2 separate regions of the Homo sapiens genome follow, and region 2 is linked to region 1. Evidence: read pairs that join two places in POLR2A ChIA-PET (ENCODE). Cell type or tissue: PC-9. All regions are shown on one strand. Links, peaks and the distances in the headings refer to the core of each region. The heading gives the core; the rest is flanking DNA. Region 1 has its middle 11 kb from the start of NEBL-AS1. Region 2 overlaps NEBL (nebulette).

Evidence for each region. ChIA-PET counts read pairs that join two places held together with the same protein. Peaks named below come from ENCODE experiments on the same cell type or tissue, not always from the same donor. Only the 100,000 strongest peaks of a DNase experiment are listed, where the experiment ranks them.
Region 2: POLR2A ChIA-PET joins it to region 1 with 5 read pairs; 1 of 35 experiments calls an interaction of 5 or more read pairs at or near these places.

What each region holds. Positions count from the first base shown.
Region 1 is chr10:21,182,056-21,187,443 of GRCh38, forward strand. It overlaps a transcript of NEBL not described here. Among named protein-coding and RNA genes, the nearest start is that of NEBL-AS1, 11 kb to the left of the region's middle. RefSeq lists a silencer at 2,965-3,259. In PC-9, for the core only: no CTCF peak of the experiment used is centred there; a DNase peak (open chromatin) is centred at 2,336.
Region 2 is chr10:20,883,373-20,888,760 of GRCh38, forward strand. NEBL (nebulette) reads right to left here. Exons shown (of 28, transcript NM_006393.3): 4 at 4,725-4,835. LOC102725112 (a long non-coding RNA gene) reads left to right here. Exons shown (of 6, transcript XR_007062082.1): 6 at 1,278-1,570. Among named protein-coding and RNA genes, the nearest start is that of NEBL, 11 kb to the right of the region's middle. In PC-9, for the core only: no CTCF peak of the experiment used is centred there; a DNase peak (open chromatin) is centred at 2,539.

The sequences.
Region 1 (5,388 bases), core at 329-5,328:
AACTCAAGAACAAAAATGGCGGAGGGCTAAGACTCATTTTAAAAAATCTGGATATCATTATAAACTAAAATTTAACCACGGACAGGATATGGCTGCTGGCTTTTTTTTTTTTTCCTTTTAAAAATTCATTTTAGGGTTGGGCACGGTGGCTCACACCTGTAATCCCAGCACTTTAGAAAGCTGAGGCCAGAGGATCAAAGAAGGCCAGGAATTTGAGACCAGCCTGGGCAACAAAGCAAGGCCCTGTCTCTACCAAAAAAAATAATAATAACTAACTAGGTGTGGCGGTGTGTGCCTGTAGTCCCAGCTACTCAGGAGGCTACGGAAGGAGGATCGTTTGAATCCAGGAGTTCTAGGCTGCAATGAGGTATTATCGTGCCACTGCACTCCAGCCTGGACAACAGAAACAGACCTTATCTCTAAAAAGAAAAAATATATAATTTTAAGATAAATTAGTAGAAGTGCGTATATTCTTGTCTTTAAGACAAATATTCCCATTTCCAAGAAGTAAAAGTAAATAAAAAGAAGAAAGCCATGATGTCCTCAGAAGAAAGCTCTGAGACTTAGCAACTAGAAAACTGCAAGTTCTGAGGAATAGTCCAAAGATCCACACATGTGTTGTCCAACAGAAATATAATGAGAGCCGCAAATGTGAGCCACATGTGTAATTTTAAATTTTCTGGTAGCTATATTTTAAAAAGTAATAAGAAACAAGTGATGATATTTTAGCAATATATTTTATTTAACCCAATGTATCCAAAATATTATTTCAATATGTGATCAGTATTTTAAAAGTTAATGAGATCATTTACATTGGCTTTCTCATACTAATGCTTCAAAATGCAGTACCCACTTTATATTTATAGCGCCTCTCAAATTGGACTAGCCACATTGCAAGTGCTTCAGAGCCACCGATGGCCCATTGGACAGCATAATATTCATTCACCCTAAGACAGAAAGCAGGTGGCATGAACAGGGCCAGGGTCAAAGAACTGGGCAGGATTTGCATCTGCTTACTCTGAAGGGTTCCAGGCAGGAGTAATCACACTAGGGGCCCCCCAAGCAGGGACACCACCAAATTCTGCTGACATGAAAACCGCTGATACACTCACCTCCCTCTCTGTTCCCAGATCTCTGCCCAGCAGCATGAACGAGAGAGAAATAGCAGAGATGAATGAATGAGTCACCATGAGAGAGAGACAAGAAGAGGGCAGAGAGGGAGGAAGATGGGGAAGGAAGAAATAAAGTGAAGAAGGGAAGGAAAGAAAGGCGTGAGGACAAATAGACAGGGTTGGAAGAGGGGAGAGCCGCAACCACAGGACAAGAGGGCGTCTGGACACCACCAGAAAGAGCACAGATGCAGGGACCTCTCAGCAAACTTAACAGGGCAAACAGAAGAGAAAACAAGGAAAGGGCCCCATGAATTCAGGGAGGCTGCAGGGTTTTCTGAGCCCAGAAGTGAACAAAAACCAAGAGTCTGGAAAAAATCAGCAGGGCAGTCTCAAAGACAAATGCCATCCACATCATTTACAAAAGTAGAATGTTTTGTTTTATATTAACAAATTAATTCAGTTGCTTAGTCTACTTGTGGTCAACTAACTCTGCATTTAAGCTCAGTGCAAATGGCTTAAGCTCCTGGGAATGAGGCCCCACTTGCAGGCCGGACATAAGGAGGACATAGTTGCAGGGTGATATGGTTTGGCTGTGTCGCCACCCAAATCTCATCTTGAATCATAGCTCCCACAATTCCCATGTGTTGTGGGAAGGACCCAGTGAAAGGTAATTGAATCATGGGGGAGGGTCTTTCCCATGCTATTCTCGTGATAGTGAATAAGTCTCACGAGATCTGATGGTTTTATTAAGGGGAGTTTCTTTGCACAAGCTCTCTTCTCTTTTCTGCCGCCATGTGAGACCTGCCTTTCACCTTCCACCTTCCACCATGATTGTGAGGCCTCCCCTGCCACTTGGAACTGTGAAGTCCGTTAAACCTCTTTCTTTTGAAAATTTCCCAGTCTTAGGTATGTCTTCATCAGTGGTGTGAAAACTAATACACAGGCCAAGCTTTTAATGAGTGAAAAAGGGAAGCCTGGCCCAAATGAAAACTAAGCTAGTAGTCCACGTGACTATTACTTTTGTTTTCCTATTTCTCTGATCATTTTCCAGTGAAATATGGGTGCAAGCTTGTCCAAAGGTGTTTTCTTGTCTCAGATAATGCAACAAAAATGTCCTGTGGCAATCAACAACAGAAGTAACCCATGCTAACCCATTGCTGGTTGCTCAGTAAAGGGGCTGAGATTTCACTGAAAGATCTGGAAAGTGGTTTTCCCTTCAGGATAATGACTCATCAAACAAGCATGGAGCCTGCTCTTCTACCAATATTGTACAAAAGTGCACGGTACACAATGTGCTCATCAGCAGTAGACATCAGAACAACCAAGTGTCCTTCAGCATGAGTAATATTAATTAAGTGAAATGAATGAACCTGGCTTCATGGCGATGGATGGAGAAAAGAGCCTTCATTATATGAAAAGGAAACCTGATCCCCTGCTGCTGCTGCTGCTAGGGGAACTTCATCCAATAAAAATAGGTATCAAAGCTCAAATAAAACAAAACAGAGATGTCATGTTGGAACAGAGTGCCTCTTAAAAATTAAAGTGAAAAGGTAAAACATAATGTTAAATAGAATTTTATGACATAAGAAGATGTTTCTGATACTTTGTTAAGCGAAAAAGGTTATAAAAACATTTGTTCGTGATGATATCATTTTTTGTTAATTTTATATAACTGAATGTGTATAGAAAACATTGGCCTGGTGTACCCGAGACTGTTAACAGAGGTGGGATTACATACAGTTCTTTTGTATTTTCCTGTGTTTTCCAAATTTTCTACAATAAACATTATTTTAACAAGTCAACTCTTCTGTAAAGCATGAGGGCTTTGTTTTGAAGATTGCTATCTTACCTTCTCCCATCCTGGCCCCATGTCTCCCCTGATCAGCCTCCATCTGATTCAACAACCATTAAAGATGGTGGCCCTTCCCATAATGGTATGTCTCTTGCTCCATTAGAGAAAAAAGGAACCAAGAGAAAGTAATGACCAGTCCTCAGGACAAATTTTAGGGTGTGGCTTCTGTTTTGTTTTGTTCACATTTTAAAGAATGCAGCCGGCTGGTAACACCCAAGCTACAGCCCTTGTTCTGGCTCCTTACAAGAGTGAAAGGGCATGAAAAGGTCACCGTTCCCAGAGACTGCAGAGACCTGCTGGGCAAAGGTGGATGGGAAATAATCCAGGTCTTTTCCATTTCTGGAACTCCTGGGGGTCAGGGAGTAGAGGAGGATGTGGCTTCTCAAAACTCACCTCTGTATGGAGAGAGGTCACCACCAAGCTAAGCACACAGAATTTCGACTTCTCTTTCGGTTCCATTTTCTTTCCTTTTTTTTTTTTTTTTTTTTTTTTTTTTGACATAGAGTCTAGCTCTGTCGCCCAGGTTGGAGTGCAGTGGCATGATCTCAGCTCACCACAACCCTCCATCTCCCAGGTTCAAGTGATTCTCCTGCCTCAGCCTCCCGAGTAGCTGGGATTACAGGCATGCCACCACACCTGGCTAATTTTTGTATTTTTAGTAGAGACGGGGTTTCGCCATGTTGGCCAGGCTGGTCTCGAACTCCTGACCTCAGTTGATCCACCTCGCCTCAGCCTCCCAAAGTGTTGGGATTACAGGCGTGACCCACTGCGCCCTACCTCTTTCTGCCCCCTTTTCCTCAGACCCTGTGGCTCATGCATTGCCTTCATAAAATTCTAGTAGTTTATGCAATCGATTTTGCTATTTGGGAAATCCTCATGTCTGCCTTTAGTAGACTATTTTGACTGAGAACAGGGATTTCAGTTATATTCCTGCTGCTGCTTGAATTCCAGAGAAGCTCACTAAAGTCATCAGAGATGTGTGCTATTGGGGCTTCCATTCCCAATGAGAAGATTGTTTGGTTTCATTTCCATTTGTACCTCTCTAATTTCCCATCACTTCATAAAACATCAAAGCCAAAAGTGAGTTTTAAATTTTAAGACTTCAGGTGATACTAAGGCACACTTAAAACTTTAAAAAATGTGTTTTTATGCATAGAAAGCTGTTACAGATGTATTAAATGTGAAATCAGAGAGAACATACATAACCATCCCTTTTTAAAAAATTTTTATATATACAAACACACACACACACACACACACACACACACACACACACACACATTCCCCCCCACCATTAAATATATGCGTTGAAGTCCTAACCCCTAAGATAATGGTATTCGGAAGTGGGACCCTAGGGAGGGGACTAGGTCATGAGGGTGTATACGTGTGTATACAGTTGCCTTTGGTATCCACGAAGGATTTGTTCCAGGACTCCCTGCAGACACCAAAATCTGAGATGCTCCAGTCTGTGATATAAAATGGTGTAGTATTTGCATATAACCTACACACATCCTCCTGTATTCTTTAAATCAAGCTTGTCCAACCCATGGCCTACATGTCACATGCAGCCCAAGATGGCTTAGAATGTGGCCCAACACAAATTCATAAACTTTCTTAAAACATTATGAGAATTGTTTGCGACTTTTTTTTTTTTTTTAGTTCATCAGCTATCGTTAGCGTTAGTGTATTTCATGTGAGGCCCAAGACAATTCTTCTTCTTCCATTGTGGCCCAGGGAAGTCAAAGGATTGGACACCCCTGCTTTAAATCATCTCTAGGCAATATATAGGTAATAAAACGTAAAAGCCACGTAAATAGTTGTTATGCTGTATTGATTGGAGAATAATGACAAGGGAAAAAAAAGCCTGTACATGTTCAGTAGGAATGTGCTTTTTTTCTGAATATTTTTCATCTTTGGTTGGTTGAATCTACAGATTCAGAACCCACAGATACAGAGGGCCAACTCTGTATGTGTGTGTGTGTGTGTGTGTGTGTGTGTGTGTGTGTGTGTATACATATGTATATGTAATAAGTTTTTATTCTACCTTTATTTATTCCTAACACTCTTCCTCTTTTACATAGATGCAAGTACGTACCTATGTATATATACATACATACATACACACATGCACACGTCTGAAAGGATGTTTACCAAAGTGCCCTGTGAAGAGGTGCCTTCCACCATGATTATAAGTTTCCTGAGGCCTCCCCAGCTGTGCAGAACTATGAGTCAATTAAATCTCTTCCCTTTATAAATTGCCCAGTCTCAGATATTTCTTCATAACGGCATGAGAATGGACTAATACACTCTCCTAGGTAAGACAGGAAGAGAAGTTTTTTGGGGGAAGCCTGAAATTGGGTATTTCTCTTTCCCCCACGGGGATGACGTTTTGTCGAACCCGATCAGCTAGCATCTGGTAAAATA
Region 2 (5,388 bases), core at 68-5,067, 300 kb before region 1:
TCCACCAACATACTCCATCAAGATATCTCCCTCTGGTGACTGTATCTTTACAATTTTCACCAATTAATTATGTTAAGCAGGAAACCCTTTAAGAACCTCCATTCAGGTGGAGAAAGTCCATTATCTCAGTTCTATTACATTCCGTGTTTTAACTCAGAGGTAGGGAGAGGAGGAGTTTCATGGGTACCCAAGTCTACAAAGCTAAGGAAAAACTTCTATGAGATTTGCTCCTTCTTCTTAAATGAAAAGAACTAGTATATGCCTATTTCCTTTTTCATGGTTGCCTGGTTTATTTTGTACTTTAGACCTACTAACATATACTTGTGACTTTATAAATGTAACCAATGCAGCTGATCATTTTGTGGGTTATCACAGAAATGATGAGTCAGCAAGCACAATTTTAAAAGGCACTCTTTCTTAAAAAGGCTATGTAATTTTCTACTTGCAGCATTAACATCGTCATTTCATTTACAGCCGCTACTAAGTACCACTTTAGAATTAAGATTACATCAAATTAGAGGGAGCTGAACTTTAATTTATCATATTCATTTTCTTCCTTAAAATAGCTAATGGAAAATTATGTCAAGCTAATAAATTTGCCGATAAATTTGATTTCTTAGGATTTGTCATTATTGTATGGTATTTCCCTAGATTAATGCTGTTTTCTTCATACTTTGAGAACTGAGATTGCCATGTTACTAGGAACCTGGAGACAGGAGTCCACTTGCAATAGTCATATACACTTTGTTTATATAAGTGATAAATACATTTATTCTATATTTTTGATCTTACAGCATATTTTATATTTCATATGTATACAGATAAAATGTACATTTATGTTTCACTTATAGATTTTTTTGGCATTTACTTATTTATTCATTTATTTTAGAGATGGAGTCTCACTATGTTGCCCAGGCTGGTCTTCAACTCCCGGGCTCAAGAGATCTGCCCACCTCGGCCTTCCAAAGTTCTGGGATTACAGGCACGAGCCACAGCATCTGGCCAAATGTGGCATTGAAATTGGGGGTTTCACAGATGCCCTGAAGCTTCTCCCTGCCCTCGCTTTCAGAAAATTCATAGATCTCTAAATTAAAGTTTACTGGCCAAGGAGGTCAAGTATGCAAATTAAAATAATGGCTTTGCCTCTGAAAAGTATGATTTATCTGGCACCTTAATTCTACTTGATGGTTATTTATAGTGTCTAACAACATAGCATAAGATGCTACAAAGACGATCAGAATAATAACATAACTTACATTATATTTTATATGACACAGGTAAATGTGCTGTTAACCCCATAGCATAGACACCTCTGGACTTCTGAAACAGAATCCTGTGACCACCGTGGATGAAACATAGACTCTCATTAAGCTGCAGTTCCAATGCCTGAGTAGCGTGAATTGCTTCTATGATAAGGCATTATTTAGCCTTTGCCTGAAACAGCCCTAATGAGAAGGATCTCGCCACCTCATGGCATGGTCCAGTTCATTTTCAGAAGCTTTCTTTGTAATCTGTGCTTATAAAATTGTTAACAGGGGATAGCTAATAAAATGGCCTCCTAAAAACTCTACATCTCTCTCTCTTTTTCTGGCATTTCTTCCTTTCAGGCATTTTCTGTAAGTGTTCATCTAGCTAACTTTATCATTCTAGTTTGAATTTAAGCATCTGAGAGTGTTTGCAAATTGACTTTAAGATAAGTTTGTTTTAATAATTTGTCAAAAGTTAAAGAGACTTTTCATTAGAACCCAGAATGTCATTAAATTTCTGAATTCATCCAATACTCCGAGTTAGGACATCACAAATCTGATACTATTTGGACACTGTAAATGTTAGTCCTTTAATTATCATAGATACTGTCAAATAGTTCTTCTACTTTCTTGCCCCGCTTATTAGGTAAACTCTAAGAATCACAATTTTAACAATAATAAAATCGATGTACGTAAATCTAAAGAAATGTTATGACAGTTACATAAATCTTTGAAGTAGCCGCCTTATTCAAAGTCTAGGTTTTTCTTTATTAATAAGTTCAGTGACTAATTACAACAATGGAAATCAATGCTAATTGTGAGTACATATGCACCTTTCCCAGTGGTGTCTATTTCAGTATAGGATAACATGCTAACAATGTCAGTGGGAACCTATTCTGACAAAACAAATGATAGATTCCAAAATATACAACCTGGATTATTTTTCATGTTAAGTTCTATGTTGCAGGGATTTGTGTATTACAGCCCTATTTATGCTATAAGAAGTTGAGAGCTGTTGTGTGCTTTCAAAGAAATGAGGATGGAAACATCGGAAAAGTTACCTTCCCAAGGAAGTATAAAAGCAATAATAGATTGTTTTCCTTTTCTTTCGTTATTGCTTAATTGTTGCTTGTCACATATCAAGTGTTGGGTTGTAATTATCTGCTTTTTAAAGTGACCCACATTATCAGCAAGTGCTTAGGTGGCCAGATATTGGCAGGAAAAATAAAGGGCATATTAGTCACAGTCACCCATGCAGAACGTTGACATCATATATTTTAAGCTGCATGTTGCATAACCGAGATTAGTTTACTGCCAAGTCAGGTACACAGTGGACATTTAAATGTGTAATAGTGAAACACTTAAAGGTGTTCTGCAAAGAATAACTATGCTCAGCATTTTTCAAGAGTAATGTATTTTCAGACTACTTAAAAATAGCTAATGCATGCTGGGCTTAATACCTAGGGGACGGGTTCATATTAAATAGGTGCAGCAAATCACCATGGCACACGTTTACCTATGTAACAAATCTGCGCATCCTGCACATGTACCCCAGAACTTAAAAAAAATTTTTTTTAATAAGATTATCTAGGTATCTCTACTTAAAAAGATTCTGGGGAAAGGTAGGGCGCAATGGCTCACACCTGTAATCCCTGCACTTTGGGAGTCTGAGGTGGGCAGATCGCCTGAGGTCAGGAGTTCAAGACCAGCCTGGCCAACATGGCGAGACCCCGTCTCTACTAAAAAAAAAAATACAAAAATTAGCTGGGTGTGGTGGTGTGCGCCTGTAATGCCAGCTACTCAGGAGGCTGAGGCATGAGAATAACTTGAACCCGGGAGGCAGAGGTTGCAGTGAGCTGAGATCAAGCCACTGCATTCCAGCCTGGGTGACCAAGCAAGACTCCATCTTAAAAAAAGAAATTCTGGGGAAAGAAGTAAACTGCTTGCTTAACAAGAAAAAGAGGGTTAGAAATGGTAGGAAAAATATAGCATAGTGTGTGGTTAAAAACCTAGACTCTGGGGCCAGACTGCCCATATTCATGTGCCGGCGCTGCCATTTACTGGCTGTGCCACCTTGGCCAACTGACTTAACCTCTCAGTGCTTCGGTCTCCACAACTCTAATCTGGGGACAGCTCATTGGGTTGTTTTGAGGACTGACTGGGATAAATACACGTGAAATGCATAGAACAACTTCTGTGTGTTTACTATTATTAACCTAAAATGTGAAATGAAGAATACAAACTATGTAAAAGGAAGCATATCCTTAGAAAGAAAATTTTAAAATTCCACAAAATCCATTTTACAAGTTTTTACTGAGCACTCTCTATGTGCCAGGAACTCTTCCGAGCACAAGACCAGAGCAAGGAACGAGACAGATGAGGTCCCTGCTCTCACGTAGCTGAGAGAGCTAAAGAATAGATTAACAAAATAACCTCCCCAAATTTGATTGTTCTGTGAAGAAAACACAACATTAAGATGAACCAGAAAGAGGTGAAACATTCCATTTAGAAAGTCTGTTTTAGGAAATGCAATAGATTAAGAATGCCTTATGTGTTGATATGCTACAAAGAGAAAATTACTCCTAAACCCTTCTGGATTCAAAATGAGTTTACCTGATGACAATTCTTAAGTTCCTCTGCAACTGGCAATCACCAAATAGTAACTTCCACCTGATGGGGGCTATTTTTGGTAGCCTGAGATATCCTAAAGGAAAAACACAATCTACAGAAAAGGAAATTCAGGAAACACTTGTCTAATTGATGAAGCAGATCTGTGGATCCTGAATTCAACCTTTTTTTTTTTTTTTTTTTTTTTTTGAGACAGAGGCTCACTCTGTTGCTCTAGTTGGAGTGCAGTGGCATGATCTTGGTTCGCTGCAGCCTCAACTTCCCAGGCTCAAGCAATCCTCCCACCTCAGCCTCCTGAGTAGCTGGCACCACAGGTGCATGCCAACAAACGGCTAATTTTTGTATTTTTGGTAGAGACCAGCTTTTGCCATGTTGCCCAGGCTTGTCTTCAACTCCTGAGCTCAAGCATTCTGCCCACCTTGGCCTCCTGAAGTACTGGGATTACAGGCCTGAGCCAGAGTGTCCAGCCCCATTATCTCTTTATGTGGCTTTTAACAAGCTATTCAAATATTCTCTACTTAGGGATCATATATCAAATTAGAGAACAGTTTAATATTTACTATAAGAATTTCATCCATGTAAGCTGTCTAAATGAGATTAAGATTTGCTCTATAAATTGCATTGAATGGGACTCAGAAAACAGTACCATGTGACTGACATAAACCTGCGTGTCCTTTTCATTTTCTGCAATTTCAACAGCAACTACTGACAGCACATTAATCAGTTGCTTTCAACTTTCATTTGGTATTTAACACCCATGATGAAAACGTTTTATTAAAACGCTAAGTAGCTTTTTTCCAGTTATATGTTTTATCTACAAAATCATGAAACACTTTAGAAAAACCCTACCTCACTCTGGAGCTGTGTAACTTCTCCTGCAAAAACACTGTCAATTGTGGCTGGCATCCGCTTATAAAGAGAATTAGAAAGGTCAGCTTTAATGGTGCCTTTGTATTTTGCCTGGGGGAAAAAAAAACAGGAAAAAAATAAATAAATAAACTTCCATTTTTTTAAACTGTGATTATAAGTAGAAAAGAAGAAACTTTCTCCCAAAACAGAATTGATTTTAAAATCTGCAGACCATTTTAATTTTAGATACCAGAGCTGACAAACTCCAGGATTCTGAAGAGATAGAAATAAATCCAATTTATCATAGAGAACGCTTTCAATGAGACATGCAAGGACATAATGGCTTTCTATTTAAATGCAAGCACATTTCTAAAAGTAAATCTATTTGTGTATATTGACAGTTTCATGCTGGATGAGTGAGCAAACAATTCGAGTTGTTCCAGAAAATGCAAGTCGTTAGAATCTACTATCTAGAACTTGACAAAGGACAGTGTTCTTTTATTCAGGTCTTCTCAGCCTCCTCCTGCTCCAGGGGGAGAGGGGAGTGAGTGCTTTTTTGTTGTTTATGTGCCTACCCACCTCTAGCCTGCACTGTCTTTAAGCCATCTCAGTCACTACTCTAAAGACAAACACTCTTTCCTCTTGGGAAAACTAAGGTTCAAGG